Linked DNA regions of Mus musculus: region 2 is linked to region 1. A link is a loop called in an ENCODE intact Hi-C map of the cell type or tissue named here. Cell type or tissue: left cerebral cortex. All regions are shown on one strand. Links, peaks and the distances in the headings refer to the core of each region. The heading gives the core; the rest is flanking DNA. Region 1 overlaps Kir3dl1 (killer cell immunoglobulin-like receptor, three domains, long cytoplasmic tail, 1). Region 2 holds the start of Kir3dl2 (killer cell immunoglobulin-like receptor, three domains, long cytoplasmic tail, 2).

Evidence for each region. A loop is a pair of places that touch in the nucleus more often than their neighbours do. Peaks named below come from ENCODE experiments on the same cell type or tissue, not always from the same donor. Only the 100,000 strongest peaks of a DNase experiment are listed, where the experiment ranks them.
Region 2: it touches region 1 in a loop (2.3-fold over the local background); 12 of 42 quality-filtered maps call a loop at or near these places.

The regions. Positions count from the first base shown.
Region 1 is chrX:136,519,138-136,527,479 of GRCm38, forward strand. Kir3dl1 (killer cell immunoglobulin-like receptor, three domains, long cytoplasmic tail, 1) reads left to right here. Exons shown (of 9, transcript NM_177749.4): 3 at 5,812-6,090; 4 at 7,250-7,555. It also overlaps a transcript of Kir3dl2 not described here. Among named protein-coding and RNA genes, the nearest start is that of Kir3dl1, 5.3 kb to the left of the region's middle. In left cerebral cortex, for the core only: no CTCF peak of the experiment used is centred there; no DNase peak of the experiment used is centred there.
Region 2 is chrX:136,463,155-136,471,496 of GRCm38, forward strand. Kir3dl2 (killer cell immunoglobulin-like receptor, three domains, long cytoplasmic tail, 2) reads right to left here and starts at 5,887. Exons shown (of 9, transcript NM_177748.2): 1 at 5,849-5,887; 2 at 5,580-5,615. The coding sequence starts at 5,882. Gm14991 (a long non-coding RNA gene) reads left to right here. Exons shown (of 4, transcript XR_387069.2): 2 at 6,973-7,005. In left cerebral cortex, for the core only: no CTCF peak of the experiment used is centred there; no DNase peak of the experiment used is centred there.

The DNA.
Region 1 (8,342 bases), core at 216-8,215:
CTTTTTTCCCCTTTCCTCACTGAAAACATCATCCTGGTCTCTTGTGACTTGTAGGCTCAGAAAGTGGCCATTAGCTATATTAGAAATCCTTATGTCTAATTATCCTTTGTCATGCAGATGCCAGGATCTCTTTTAATAATATGCTCTGTAACCTTGTTTATCTGGGTTGAAAATTTTGTGTCATTGACCATCTTGTACCTGATCATTTCCATACTACTCATTGTTTAGAGTCTTCTCTATTTTTTCTCTAAATGAGTTTTCTGCTTTTTTATAGGCATTTTCTTCCTTTAATTCTGTGAGAAATTCACATACTATGTTTTAATTAGATGCATCCTCCTGCCTAAATTCTTAAGACCTCTCTCTCCTATCCTCCCAAGTGAACATCTGTTTTCCTTTGCCCTCTAGCAATTTTTTTCTTTTTTTCTTTTTTATTTATTTATTTATTTATTTATATTACATATTTTCCTCAATTACATTTCCAATGCTATCCCAAAAGTCCCCCATACCCCCCCCCACTTCCCTAGCCACTCATTCCCCCCCTTTTTTTTTTTTTTTTTGGCCCTGGCGTTCCCCTGTACTGGGGCATATACAGTTTGCGTGTCCAATGTGCCTCTCTTTCCAGTGATGGCCGACTAGGCCATCTTTTGATACATATGCAGCTAGAGTCAAGAGCTCCGGGGTACTGGTTAGTTCATAATGTTGTTCCACCTATAGGGTTGCAGATCCCTTTAGCTCCTTGGGTACTTTCTCTAGCTCCTCCATTGGGAGCCCTGTGATCCATCCATTAGCTGACTGTGAGCATCCACTTCTGTGTTTGCTAGGCCCCGGCATATTCTCCCATGAGACAGCTACATCTGGGTCCTTTCGATAAAATCTTGCTAGTGTATGCAATGGTGTCAGCGTTTGGATGCTGATTATGGGATGGATCCCGAGGTATGGCAGTCTCTACATGGTCCATCCTTTCATCTCAGCTCCAAACTTTGTCTCTGTAACTCCTTCCATGGGTGTTTTGTTCCCAAATCTAAGGAGGGGCATAGTGTCCACACTTCAGTCTTCATTTTTCTTGAGTTTCATGTGTTTAGGAAATTGTATCTTATATCTTGGGTATCCTAGGTTTTGGGCTAATATCCACTTATCAGTGAGTACATATTGTGTGAGTTCCTTTGTGAATGTGTTACCTCACTCAGGATGATGCCCTTCAGGTCCATCCATTTGCCTAGGAATTTCATAAATTCATTCTTTTTAATAGCTGAGTAGTGCTCCATTGTGTAGAAGTACCACATTTTCTGTATCCATTCCTCTGTTGAGGGGCATCTGGGTTCTTTCCAGTATATGGCTATTATAAATAAGGCTGCTATGAACATAGTGTAGCATGTGTCCTTCTTACCAGTTGGGGCATCTTCTGGATATATGCCCAGGAGAGGTATTGCTGGATCCTCCGGTAGTACTATGTCCAATTTTCTGAGGAACCGCCAGACTGATTTCCAGAGTGTTTGTACAAGCCTGCACTCCCACCAACAATGGAGGAGTGTTCCTCTTTCTCCACATCCACGCCAGCATCTGCTGTCACCTGAATTTTTGATCTTAGCCATTCTGACTGGTGTGAGGTGGAATCTCAGGGTTGTTTTGATTTGCATTTCCCTGATGATTAAGGATGTTGAACATTTTTTCAGGTGCTTCTCTGCCATTCGGTATTCCTCAGGTGAGAATTCTTTGTTCAGTTCTGAGCCCCATTTTTTAATGGGGTTATTTGATTTTCTGAAGTCCACCTTCCTGAGTTTCCCTCTAGCAATTTTTAAGGACTGATAATTTGGTATTTGTGTGGCATAAAAATATATGGTCATTTTTCATCATTGTATTTTAATACTCTTTCTATACTTAGAGGTGAGATTATATAATGCTTGATCTAAGCTCACTTCTTCTTTTATTTTAACAAATTCACAACAGAATCATTCTATTAAGTTTTTAAAAGTTGTTTTTTTATTTGCATTCCAGTCATTGTCCCTGCCTTGGTCCCCTCACCCACACTTCCTCATCCTGTGCTCCTCTCCCTTGTTTCTAAGATGTGAGCCTCCCTCCCCAATGAGGCCTCCCCTTCCTTGGGGCCTCCAGTCTCTCAAGACTAAAGTCCATCTTCCTCCACCGAGGACTGGCCAGGCCTGCCTTGTGTGTGTCAGGGCCTCTGGCTGCCCATGTGCTCTGTGTTGGTGGCTCAGTCTCTGGGAGAGCCATGGGGTCCTGGTGAGTTGAGACTGTAGGTCTTCCTATGGAGTCACTCTCCCTTTCAGCTTCTTCAATCCTTCCCCTAATTCTACCAGAGGGGTCTAGGACTCCAGTGCATGGGTTGGCTGTGAGTATCTACCTCTGTCTCAGTCATCTGCAGGTAGGGCCTCTCAGTGGACAGCTATGCCAGGCTCCCTCTATAAGCATGTGATAGCATCAGTAACAGTGTCAGGCCTTGGTCCCCATGAGATGGATCCCAATGTGGGCCAGTCATTGGATTGCCTTTTTTTCAGTCTCTTCTCCATGTTTGTCCCTGCAGTTCTTTTAGACAGGAACAATTGTGGGTCAGGAATTTTGATGGTGGGTTAGTAACTCTAACCTGCCAATTGAGGACCTCTCTATCTACTGAAGGTGGATGCTTTGACTTCCCTCTCCCCAAAGTTGGGCACTTTGTCTGAGGTCATCCCCAATGAATCCTGAGCATCTCTCACTTCCTGGGTATTTAGTACTTTGTAGAGGTTCCCCTCCCTCCCCCCAGGGTGCTTATCTCCATTCATTCTTTGGGTGCTCTAGGCTTCTCTTCTTTTCCCCCATATATAATCCTGTTCCATTTTTCCCTTCTGCCCTCCTATTCATCTTCCTCCCTCACTTAGCCTCTGGTGATTATTCCCTTCCCCCTCCTAAGTGGGATTGAAGCCTCCTCACTTGGTCTTTTCTGCTTGTTACACTTATAATGGTCTGTAGGGTGTGTCCTAGGTGTTCTGTACTTTTAGACTAATAACCACTTATTGAGTACATACCATGCATGTCCTTTTGGGTCTGTGTTACCTCATTCAGGGTATTATTTTCTAGTTCCATCCATTTCCCTACAAAATTCATTATGCCCCTCTTTTTAATAGATGTATAGTATTCCACTCTGTAAATGAACCACATTTTCTGTATCCATTCTTTGGTTGAGGAACATCTGGGTTGTTTCCAGCTTCTGGCTATTACAGATTTATAAGGCTTCTATGGACATGGCAGACTACATATCCTTGTAGAATGTTGGGACATTATATGGCTATATGTCTAAGAGTAATATAGCTGGGTCTTCAGATAGACTATTTACAATTTTCTGAGAAACCATCAGACAGATTTCCAAAGCAGTTATACCAAATTGCATTCCTACTAACTATGGAGGAGTGTTTTTCTGTCTTGGCCAGTATGTACTATTACCTTTTTGATCTTAGACATTTTGATTGGAGTGAGGTGGAATCTCAAGGTCATTTTGATTTGCATTTCTCTGATGGCTGAGGATTTTGAACATGTTTTAAGTGCTTCTTGGACATGTGAGATTCTTCTGTTGTGAATTCTCTGTTTAGCTCTGCACCAAACTTTCAATTGGGTTATTTGGTTTTCTGGAGGTTGACATCTTGAGTTCTTCATATATTTTAGACATTAGGCTGCTGTTGGATGTGGGATTAGTGAAGATTTTATTCCCAATCTGTAGGTTTCCTATTTATCCTATGGTCAGTGTCTTTTGCCTCACAGAAGCTGTTTAGTTTCATGACATCCTATTTATCAATTGTTGATTTTAGAGCCTGAACCACTGGTGTTTTGTTTGGGAACTTTTCCCCTAAGCCAATGAGTTTGAGGCTCTTTCTCACTTTCTCTTCTATGAGAAGGATGGTGGAGCTCAGGGAGGTGGGACAGGTCCTGTGTCAGCTGGGCTGTGTGGGTGTCCCAACAGGTGTGTGTATTTGTGCTAGATTCTCACTTATGTTTTTCCTTTGTGTGGTCCTCCTGAGAGGATCACAAGATGTTGCAGTTGGGCACATATGAGGCTGCTGATCAACTTTTTTTTTTTACTTGAAAAGAAATCTATTTTATTTATTTTTTAAGTGAAATTTATTTTATTTTTTTAATTAGGTATTTTCCTCATTTACATTTTCAATGCTATCCCAAAGGTCCCCCATACCCACCCCCCAATCCCCTACCCACCCACTCCCCCTTTTTGGCCCTGGCGTTCCCCTGTACTGGGGCATATAAAGTTTGCAAGTCCAATGGGCCTCTCTTTGCAGTGATGGCCGACTAGGCCATCTTTTGAAGGAGTTACAGAGACAAAATTTGGAGCTGTGACGAAAGGATGGACCATCTAGTGACTGCCATATGCAGGGATCCATCCCATAATCAGCTTCCAAATTCTGACACCATTGCATACACTAGCAAGATTTCGCTGAAAGGACCCAATTATAGCTCTCTCTTGTGAGACTATGCCGGGGCCTAGCAAACACAGAAGTGGATGATCACAGTCAGCTATTGGATGGGTCACACGGCCCCTAATGGAGGAGCTAGAGAAATTACCCAAGGAGCTATAGGGAACTGCAACCCTATATGTGGAACAACAATATGAACTAACCAGTACCCGGGAGCTCTTGTCTTTAGCTGCTGATCAACTTTTAATTGTGTGTGTGTGTGTGTGTGTGTGTGTGTGTGTGTGTGTACATGTACTATAGCTAATTCTATCTCAAAGTCACCCAAGTGACCAAGTAATGCTGTATTCCAATGTTTCACATGCGTGGAGCCTTGGAATTGTAGTAAAACTACACGTCTGCATCTACCTTGTCACTATCAGTGTAGAAGCATGAGTCAGTATGACATCTGTGGATGGAGACTTATATGAGAATACAGAAAGAACAAATGTGTTCAAAACACTCCATTCCTCCAGATTTCTTGGAGATTTTCTTCTTTGGAAAGCACTATGGGATTTCTTACTCTCACCCCTGAGTTCTTGAAAATTTACAAAGTAATCCCTCATCTGATAACAGTTATATATCTAGAGTTGATGAATGTGAATAAAAAACATTCATTTTCTGCTATCTGAGAAAGAATTTCCCCCTAATAATCTTATATAATCCTTTTTGAATTGCAAATTTTATGACCAAATCTGCTTGACTATTAAATATTTATTTTAAGACTCTGGGTTAACAGATCTTAGCATACAAAGCTATACCATATTTATATAATAGTAAGGGAATACTGATTATTTAAAAATGACCTATCGTGATTTTTTAAAGAGGACTGCAACACATACTAACATGTTCACCCCATAAAGCAAACCCATGAGAGACCAAACAATGATTCCATCAATGCCCAATTGGTTGATTCTGTGCGTTTACTGAGATTACTACTAGCAGTAGAGATGAGGGATTATTTACAGAAGAACGAAGAAACTCAAAGCATAACTAAATGCACACCTCAATATGGGTGTTTTCCATGAAGGGCAAAGCCATGGAACACCACACAACATTCAGGCACTCACCATGACTCAGACATCTCCTCTTGGAGCTCACCTGTCCTAGCTTCTTAATTATTTTATAGAGCTTAAAAGGGACACAGGTAAATCATGTAAGTTTTAGCTTTCCAGGACATTTGAAGTTTATTTAACCTCCTAAGACTCATGAGACCCTCAACCTCTCCCATTAGAACAGGGATCGTTTAATTCACAGAAAATTTTTATAGAAAGGGCCCCAAAGAATTAAAAATTGTAGATTTAACTCTCAAGAATAAAGGGATCAATAAAATTTTACTCTGTTCCTCTTCTTGCAGGAAGCCATGATAAACCATTCCTATCTGCCTGGCCAAGTTATGTTGTTCCTCTGGGACAGAATGTGACTCTTACATGTGACTCTCATAGAGGATCTAACATATTCAAGCTGTACAAAGAAGAAGGGTCTCCAAACCATCAGTTACATGAGACTACATTTCAGAAGAGCCAGGTCTTTGGTCCTGTGACAACAGAACATGCAGGAACCTACAGATGCTTCCATCCTCAATATGCTAATGTATTGTCAGCACATAGTGAGCCTCTGAAAATCATAATTTCAGGTCAGAGTCCATATTTGGACTATCATTTCATGCCCCCGATTCTCCCAACCCTAGAAATTCCAGAAAGAGCTTTAGTCAGGTTCATCATTATAGAGGAATGTTCAACAAAGAAAATTGAATATTATGCTGGGCATAATATAATACCCATGTATATGTACTTTCTTGTACTAAAGGATTCTTGGGTTTAAAATAACTCAACGAAAAATTGGGCTTTGAAGATGGATATTTGAACCCAGAGAAGGTATCAAAAAATTGACATCAGGGTGAGAGACTAAATTAGTCTGGGTCTGTAGAATTACAACTGTCAGTATGAAAAAAATAATTAATAAAACAGTAGTTAGCATTAAAAAGCGTTGGCGGAGACACTCTATTACTAACACTGGCAGTGATAAACAGACTCCAAGTGCCAAGGAATGAATGAGGCCTCTAGAAGATGAAAGGAAAAGATAATGAAAAATTTCTAGTGATTTGAGCAGTGACATGTCCCTGAAGAAACATTCTTTATGACATTTAGCTTGCTTCAAAATTCGGATCTCCAGAATACTTTTACTCCTTTTAAGAACAGTATTGTGATTATTTTTTCTGCAAGTGATTGGAAATTAATAGAAGGATCTATATCAATGGGTATCTTAAAACCTAGAGAAGAGATGTCCAGAAAGCAGTAGGCCAGAATGATGACTCACCAAAGTTTTGGAGAGGACAATGCTCATGAACAAGAATGACAAGTGCTTGATATAAATTTGTATAATAGCGATTATCAGAAGACTTTCTCTGTTAACCACACTCACTACTAAATACCTTATTTTTCCAAGCATTACAGTTGATCAAAAGTAGCACAAAGTGACTCATAAAAGAGCCTGGTATTAAGCTTGTCATGTTTCCTGCTCTCCCCAAACCTGGAAAGGGGCAATGGGATCTATGTTAGAATGTTTCAGAAGCCACATTCTCACAAGTCAATGGGAAAATATTGTGCTGCTGACAGAGCCAAAGAATTGAGAAGGGGATATAGAGACATGGAGGAGTCTGTGTACAAAGTTGACATAAGCACAGAAAGGCACACAGGGTCAATGACAGGGAAAACAGGGTAAGAAAGGGAGGACTATAGATTTTCCAAAACATGGAGAATGTGACCAAGTCCATGCAATTTCCTTATTTCTAGGAATCTACATGAAGCCTTTCCTCTTGATTCTACAAAGTCCCCTGGTGGATACAGGAGGGAATGTGACCCTGGAATGTCACTCAGAGAATATGTTCGATACATACATTTTGATTTCACACAGAATGGGAATAATCAAGAACTCTGTCCAAGTTTCTGCAGAACATCATGAAAGTGGGTCACATGTCAGCTACTCAATAGGTCCCATGACACCTGACCTTGTTGGGACTTACACATGCTATGGTGCTAACAGTTACTACCCCTATGAATGGTCAGACTCCAGTGACCCCATTGACATCAAGATCACAGGTAAGAGAGTGCACACCTGTTCTTTACCCTCTTCGTGATGCATAACAGACATCGTGTAGTGTGGAAGCCTTGGGGCATCAGGTGGAAGATAACTGTGGGAAATTTAGAGAAAAGAAGACATGGTGGGCATTTTACTGGCATAGACAATATAAACAGAGATACAAGGCCAGACAATTGGTTATTCTGTAAGACACCAATGCAGGGAAGTACAAAGGTGTCACAAGTAGAGATAAATATTCAGGGGTCAGGGGCCACTGGGTGAGCTTCATTTAACCAGAGAGAATGAAGTACTTCTACTTCCATTCAGACACTTGGGAAGTTCAGAATTTTGTTTGGCTTCTACCTCTGTAAGAAATCTGCTGGAAGAACCATATATCATACCTCAGGTTAATTGCTTAGTTGGAGTGGTTTTTAATGAGTCTTTAAGTCTTTGCACAGGTGGAACCTGGCTTTGACAACTGTTTGACAATTCTTCCTTTTATTGTGATTGACCCACTATTTACCCCAGAAAATCATAGCCTTGGGTGATTTAATAGAGCTCCAATCACTGTCTATTGTCTACACATCCAAACTTTTTCAGTTCCTTTCCTAAAATTATTCAGACATTCTAGGATGGCCAAAATGAATCTAAGAAATTGTGCCCAGGAATATATACATAATTGCAACATGGGAGAGGAGAGAGAGAGAGAGAGAGACAAAGACAGAGACAGAAAGAGAGACAGAGAGAGACAGAAAGAGAGAAATAGAGAGAGAGAAAGATGGAGAGAGAGAGAAAGAGAGAGAGAGA
Region 2 (8,342 bases), core at 127-8,126, 56 kb before region 1:
AATGGAGAGAAGCTGGAAGCAATCCCACTAAAATCAGGGACTAGACAAGGCTGCCCACTTTCTCCCTACCTTTTCAACATAGTACTTGAAGTATTAGCCAGAGCAATTCGACAACAAAAGGAGATCAAGGGGATACAAATTGGAAAGGAGGAAGTCAAAATATCACTTTTTGCAGATGATATGATAGTATATATAAGTGACCCTAAAAATTCTACCAGAGAACTCCTAAACCTGATAAACAGCTTCGGTGAAGTAGCTGGATATAAAATTAACTCAAGCAAGTCAATGGCCTTTCTCTACACAAAGAATAAACAGGCTGAGAAAGAAATTAGGGAAACAACACCCTTCTCAATAGTCACAAATAATATAAAAATATCTCGGTGTGACTCTAACTAAGGAAGTGAAAGATCTGTATGATAAAAACTTCAAGTCTCTGAAGAAAGAAATTAAAGAAGATCTCAGAAGATGGAAAGATCTCCCATGCTCATGGATTGGCAGGATCAATATTGTAAAAATGGCTATCTTACCAAAAGCAATCTACAGATTCAATGCAATCCCCATCAAAATTCCAACTCAATTCTTCAACGAATTAGAAGGAGCAATTTGCAAATTCATCTGGAATAACAAAAAACCTAGGATAGCAAAAAGTCTTCTCAAGGATAAAAGAACCTCTGGTGGAATCACCATGCCTGACCTAAAGCTTTACTACAGAGCAATTGTGGTAAAAACTGCATGGTACTGGTATAGAGACAGACAAGTAGACCAATGGAATAGAATTGAAGACCCAGAAATGAACCCACACACCTATGGTCACTTGATCTTCGACAAGGGAGCTAAAACCATCCAGTGGAAGAAAGACAGCATTTTCAACAATTGGTGCTGGCACAACTGGTTGTTATCATGTAGAAGAATGCCAATCGATCCATACTTATCTCCTTGTACTAAGGTCAAATCTAAATGGATCAAGGAACTTCACATAAAACCAGAGACACTGAAACTTATAGAGGAGAAAGTGGGGAAAAGCCTTGAAGATATGGGCACAGGGGAAAAATTCCTGAACAGAACAGCAATGGCATGTGCTGTAAGATCGAGAATTGACAAATGGGACCTAATGAAACTCCAAAGTTTCTGCAAGGCAAAAGACACCTCAATAAGACAAAGAGACCACCAACAGATTGGGAAAGGATCTTTACCTATCCTAAATCAGATAGGGGACTAATATCCAACATATATAAAGAACTCAAGAAGGTGGACTTCAGAAAATCAAATAACCCCATTAAAAAATGGGGCTCAGAACTGAACAAAGAATTCTCACCTGAGGAATACCGAATGGCAGAGAAGTACCTGAAAAAATGTTCAACATCCTTAATCATCAGGGAAATGCAAATCAAAACAACCCTGAGATTCTACCTCACACCAGTCAGAATGGCTAAGATCAAAAACTCAGGTGACAGCAGATGCTGGCGAGGATGTGGAGAAAGAGGAACACTCCTCCATTGTTGGTGGGATTGCAGGCTTGTACAACCACTCTGGAAATCCGTCTGGCGGTTCCTCAGAAAATTGGACATAGTACTACCGGAGGATCCAGCAATACCTCTCCTGGGCATATATCCAGAAGATGCCCCAACTGGTAAGAAGGACACATGCTCCACTATGTTCATAGCAGCCTTATTTATAATAGCCAGAAGCTGGAAAGAACCCAGATGCCCCTCAACAGAGGAATGGATACAGAAAATGCGGTACATCTACACAATGGAGTACTACTCAGCTATTAAAAAGAATGAATTTATGAAATTCCTAGCCAAATGGATGGACCTGGAGGGCATCATCCTGAGTGAGGTAACACATTCACAAAGGAACTCACACAATATGTACTCACTGATAAGTGGATATTAGCCCAAAACCTAGGATACCCAAGATATAAGATACAATTTCCTAAACACATGAAACTCAAGAAAAATGAAGACTGAAGTGTGGACACTATGCCCCTCCTTAGAAGTGGGAACAAAACACCCTTGGAAGGAGTTACAGAGACAAAGTTTGGAGCTGAGATGAAAGGATGGACCATGTAGAGACTGCCATATCCAGGGATCCACCCCATAATCAGCATCCAAACGCTGACACCATTGCATACACTAGCAAGATTTTATCGAAAGGACCCAGATGTAGCTGTCTCTTGTGAGACTATGCCGGGGCCTAGCAAACACAGAAGTGGATGCTCACAGTCAGCTAATGGATGGATCACAGGGCTCCCGATGGAGGAGCTAGAGAAAGTAGCCAAGGAGCTAAAGGGATCTGCAACCCTATAGGTGGAACAACATTATGAACTAACCAGTACCCCGGAGCTCTTGACTCTAGCTGCATATGTATCAAAAGATGGCCTAGTCGGCCATCACTGGAAAGAGAGGCCCATTGGACACACAAACTTTATATGCCCCAGTACAGGGGAACGCCAGGGCCAAAAAGGGGGAGTGGGTGGGTAGGGGATTGGGGGTGGGTGGGTATGGGGGACTTTTGGTATAGCATTGGAAATGTAAATGAGCTAAATACCTAATAAAAAATGGAAAGAAAAAAAAAAGAATTCTTTAAAAAAAATGCAAATCAAAATGACCCTGAGATTCCACCTCACTCCAATCAAAATGGCTAAGATCAAAAATGTAACAGTACCTTCTCGTCAAGATGTGGAGACAGAAAAACACTCCTCCATTGTAGTAGGAATGCAAGCTGGTACAACCACTTTGGAAATCTGTCTGATGGTTCCTCAGAAAATTGTAAATAGTCTATCTGAAGACCCAACTATACTATTCTTAAACATACAGCCATAGAATGCCACACCATCTACAAGTATACGTACTCTACCATGTCCATAGATGCCTTATAAGTCTGTAATAGCCAGACGCTGGAAACAACCCAGATGTTCCTCAACCAAAGAAAGGATACAGATAATGTGGTTCATTTACAGAGTGGAATACTTTACATCTATTAGAAACAGGGGCATAATGAATTTTGTAGGCAAATGGATGGAACTAGAAAATGTCATCCTGAGTGAGGTAACCCAGACCCAAAAGGACATGCATGATATGTACTCAGTGATAAGTGGATATTAGTCTAAAAGTACAGAACACCTAGGACACACCCTACAGACCAATTATAAGTGTAACAAGCAGAAAAGACCAAGTGAGGAGGCTTCAATCCCACTTAGGAGGGGGAAGGGAATAATCACTGGAGGCTAAGTTAAGGAGGGAGCAGTCTAGGAGGGCAGAAGGAAAAGGGGAACAGGATCATATATGAGGGGAAAGAAGAGAAGCCTAGAAAGCCTAGAGAATGAATGGAGATAAGCACCCTGGGGGGAGGGAGGGGAACCTCTAGAAAGACCAAAGTCCCAGGAAGTGAGAGATGCTCAGGATTCAATGGGGATGACCTCAAAGTGCCCAACTTTGGAAAGAGGGAACTCAAAGCATCCACCTTCAGTAGATAGAGAGGACCTCAAGTGGCAGGTCAGAGTTACTAACCCACCATCAAAATTCCTGACCCACAATTGTTCCTGTCTAAAAGAACTGCAGGGAAAAACATGGAGAAGAGACTGAAGGAAAGATGACTCAATGACTGGCCCACATTGGGATCCATCTCATGGGGAGCACCAAGGCCTGATACTGTTACTGATGCTATCACATGCTTATAGAGTTCTCTGAGAGGCCCTACCTGCAGCTGACTGAGACAGAGGCAGATACTCTCACCCAACCCTTTTACTGGAGTCCCAGACCCCTCTGGTAGAATTAGGGGAAGGATTGAAGAAGCTGAAAGGGAGAGTGACTCCATAGGAAGACCTACAGTCTCGACTAACCCAGACCCCATGGCTCTCCCAGAGACTGAGCCACCAACTAGGAGCACAGGGGCAGCCAGAGGCCCTAACACACACAGGGCAGAGGTTGGCCTGGTCAGGCCTTGGTGGAGGAAAATGAGCTTTAATCTTGAGAGACTTGAGGCCCCAGGGAAGGGGAGGCTTAATTAGGAAGGGGGGCTCACCTCTCAGAGCCAAGGGGGAGGAGAATAGGATGAGGAAGTTTGGGTGAGGGGACCAAGGCAGGGGCAACAACTGGAATCCAAATAAATAAATAAATAAATAAATAAATAAATAAATAAATAAATAAATAAATAAATAAATAAAACTTTTAAAAACTTAATAGAATGTTTCTGTAGCATATTTGTTAAAAGAATAAGTGAGCTTAGATCAGGTGTTATATAATGTCACCTCTAAGTATGGAAAGTGTATTAAAATACAATGAAGAAAAACTACCATATATTTTGATGCTACACAAATAACAAATTATCAGTCATTAAAAATCACTAGAGGAAAAAGGAAAGCAGACATTCACATGGGAGCATAGGAGAGAGAGGTCTCAATGAATGTAAGCAGGAGGAAGCATGTAATTAAAATGTAGGGTGTGAATTTCTCATAGAATTTGTAAAATACTAAGAAAAAGAAGAAATTGTCTATTAAAATAAACAGAAAACTCATTTAGAGAAAAAATAGAGAAGACTCTTTAAACAAAGAGTAATATGGAAATGGTCAGGTACAAGATGGTCAATGACACAAAAAATTTCAACCCAGATAAAGAAGGTAACAGAGCACACTATTAAAAGAGATCCTGGCATCTGCATGACAAAGGATAATTAGACATAAGGATTTCTAATATAGCTAATGGCCACTTTCTGAGCCTACAAGTCACAAGAGACCAGGATGATGTTTTCAGTGAGGAAAGGGGAAAAAAGAAAAAGTCTGCCTATAGACAGCAGCAAACTGTCTTACAGACATGAAGTATGGAAAACTTGTGTCAGAAAACCTCTAGCAGACTGAGTTCCTCATCAAAAGGTCCAGAAAATGTCATGGAGTTCTTCAAGCTGAAATAAAGGGCTGGTAATGAGCTACATGAAAACATCTTCACGTAGAAAAAGTGAAATGATTCTTCAAAAGTAAGACAAGGAGAGGCGTTACAATAGTGTGCTAGTGGCACAGAAATCTTATGTGTAAAAGGAATGCCTGAAGACAAAATTAATACCCGCAACAGTTTGTTGAGCAACACATACATAATCCATAATAAATTATAATATCAAAACCTCAAATAAGTGTGGGATTTTGCGTAATAGTACAGAAAAAAGAAAAAATTAGAAAAAAATTTAAACAGCTTAATATCTATTTGGTGTTGTGGCACATGCTTTTAATAAGTGCACTTGGGTGTCAAAGGCAGGTGCATTTCTGAGTTCATGGCCATCTGGGTCTACAAACTGAGGTGTTGGATATCCAGGACTACATAGAGAAACACTATCCCCCCAAACCATAAAATTTTGTTCATTCAATCAAAGTTTAATGTCCAACTCTGCCAGGCACAGAGCCTGGGAGTATCCAGGACAGACTGAGAGGCAGGTTTGGAGGGTCTTTCCTTGGCAGTTCAAAATACTCAGCACCAATCCCACACACCAGTCCCTGTCCCCCCAAAATCATACTGCCTGCTCTCCTGTCTGAATAAAACCCGTCTATGGAAATGGACCGTAACTCCATGTTTTAGGGACGGACTCACCCACGTGTGCTGACATCCTCTGGACTAGGAAGAAACCTGGAAGACAAAACCTCATGATGTAAGATCTCCTTTCACAGTAGCTTGACCCTCTGACACCTGAAGTTTCTGTCCATCCTCTAAACACTGGAATCAGAGCCCACGTTGTTTATATGAACTTATGCACCAACACCCTCCATGGAAGCCAGGATTTCTGCTTTGGACAATTCTCACCTCCCAAGATGATAATTCTACCCTGTTATTTCACACTTTTCATCCTCAGCAGAACTCACCAGAACACATGAGGCTGAGGAACCAGAGCAGCATGGCTGGCAAGGAGCAGAGCCAGAACAAAGTCTACCGGATGTCCTGAGAGGCTCAGAGGAGCTGCAAACCACGGGAAGCCAGATTCACCAACAGATCACACTCATGCTCAGCCACAAGGTCTCTCTTTTTTGACACAGGTTTTCTGTGTCGCCCTGACTGTCCTGGCACTTTGTAGGAAATACTTGCCTTGAGCTCAAAGATCCACCTGACTTTGCCTCCCAAGTGAGTGGATTGTTGCTCTGTGAACCTGTCTCTTGCTGCAAGATGGATGCACTGATTTATTGTGGTCTAGGAGGATCATAGCTTGCTGAAAATTTTCAGACTTTAGTCCTTCAGACACAACATTTTCTATGACCACAACTGAGTTATGTCTTGGACCAAACCTTCTTGTTCTAAATGTTTGAACTTGATTAACATACTAAATCCTTTTATGTACTCTGTTCCTTTCTAAACCTGAGCATCAATGGTTCCTGTGGTGTTATGCGTGATGTGTTCAATGAATATCATTCATGTTATAAAAGCAAAACTAATGTGTCAATCAAAATTATTATGCTGTGCTCCTTCCAGTTTCAAGTCACAATTATGTAATTATAGCTGATTGATTAGTTATTTAGAGTAATAAAATTGCACTTCTGTTTAAAAGTCAGAGAGATAAGGCAAGTGCGTTTTAACTCTAATTCAATTGTGTTTTATGACCTAATCCTTAAAACATTTCACTTTAAAATTCTGTGCATGTGTCTGTATTTTCATCTGAGCACTGGTGTTTAGTAATGCCCGAAGTGGGTGTTGATTAGAGGCCCTGGTGCAGGGGTCACTGGGAGAAGTGATACTTCTAGTGTAGGTATAAGCATCTGATGCTGGGCCCTCTGCAAGCACAAGACACAACTGTATCTTCTGAAGGATGTGTCCAGTCATATAGGCTTACCATTCTTTACAAAACCCTAGACATAAATTCATTCTGTTTCCCACTTCATTCAGGAACGGTTGTCCTATGTGAGTGCTTCTGATATGTATAACTTGACAAGTTGTTTTTGCATTTTCCAAATGGTTTTGATAGTTCCTAACTCTGTTTCTCTTCTTCTTATTCCAGCACAACATATTAAACGCTCAGTGACAGGACCAGGTAAGAAACATAAAGATAAAATCTATTTCTAGAAGAGTATGTCAGAGGGCAAGAACCAGCAAGGCCACTGTAAAGAAATGGCAACATTTGAAGCAGGACTACAGTTTTCACAACAAACAACTGGCTGCACAGAAACACTGCAAATGAAGTATGCATATGTAGAATTCATTATTTAAGAGATAATAATATTTTAGGCTTTGTAATGTATATGTATATAATTCTACATTTTTCATTAAATAATTTATTTGTACTTTCATGTGTATCCCAGCTTCCCCTATCTCCTCTCATGTCAGTATCTCCCTCTCCTTTCTACTTCTCCATCTTCCCTCCCTTCCTCTTCTGAGAAGAGTAGCCCTTCCATGGATATCAACTTTCCTTGGCATATCAACTTTCATTAGGAATATAGATGTATCTTTTCTTATTGAGGCTAGACATGGCAGCTCACTCCAAAGGCAGGCAACGGAGTGAAAGGCAGCCCCTGCTTCTTTTCTAGGGGTCCCGTATGAAAACTAGCTGCACATCTACTACCTATATGTAGAGAGGGCTTATGCTCCTCCCATGCATGCTGTCTGGTTGGTGGGTTAGTCTCTGTGAGCACCTATAAGCCCAGGACTCTGTAGGTTTTGTTGTTGTGTCCTTGACCTCACTGGCTCCTACTACCCTTTCCCACCTCTTCCACAGGATTCTCCAATCTCTGCTGAATGTTTGGCTGTGGGACTCTGCATTGTTCCCATCAGTTTCTGGGTGATTGACGTTTCTTTGTGGATTTTTCTTGTGATGAGTGCAAAGTGCCCTCCTCTATCTCCTCTGATGGATTTTGGTTGAAAGTCTATTTTATTAGACTTATGTCATTATGTTAGGATGGAAACCTGACCTTGCTTTTTGAGTCTACTAGGTAAATCCCTTTCCAGCCTTTTATTCTAAGGTAATGTTTATCCTCCATGTCGGGGTGAATTTCTTCTACTCAGAATGGTGGATCCTGTTTTTGCATCCATTCAATTAGCCTATTTCTTTTTATTAGGCAATTGATTCCATTGACCTTGAGAGATACTTATGTCCAACAATTGTAACTTCCTATCATTTTTACATTTGTGTTGATTGTGTGTGTGTGTGTGTGTGTGTGTGTGTGTGTGTGTGTGTGTGTGTTTGTGTACCTTCATTTGGTTCTTTCCTTTAAGATAATTTTTTCATCAACATGGATGACATTTTTGCTGGGTGTAGTATCCTCTGTGACTGGCATCCATTTTGTCTTAGCAAGAATCTACTTTTTTTTAAACTTAAAACATACACTAATACGTTTTTCAAATCAATAATAATTATTTGATTTCTCCTTGCCT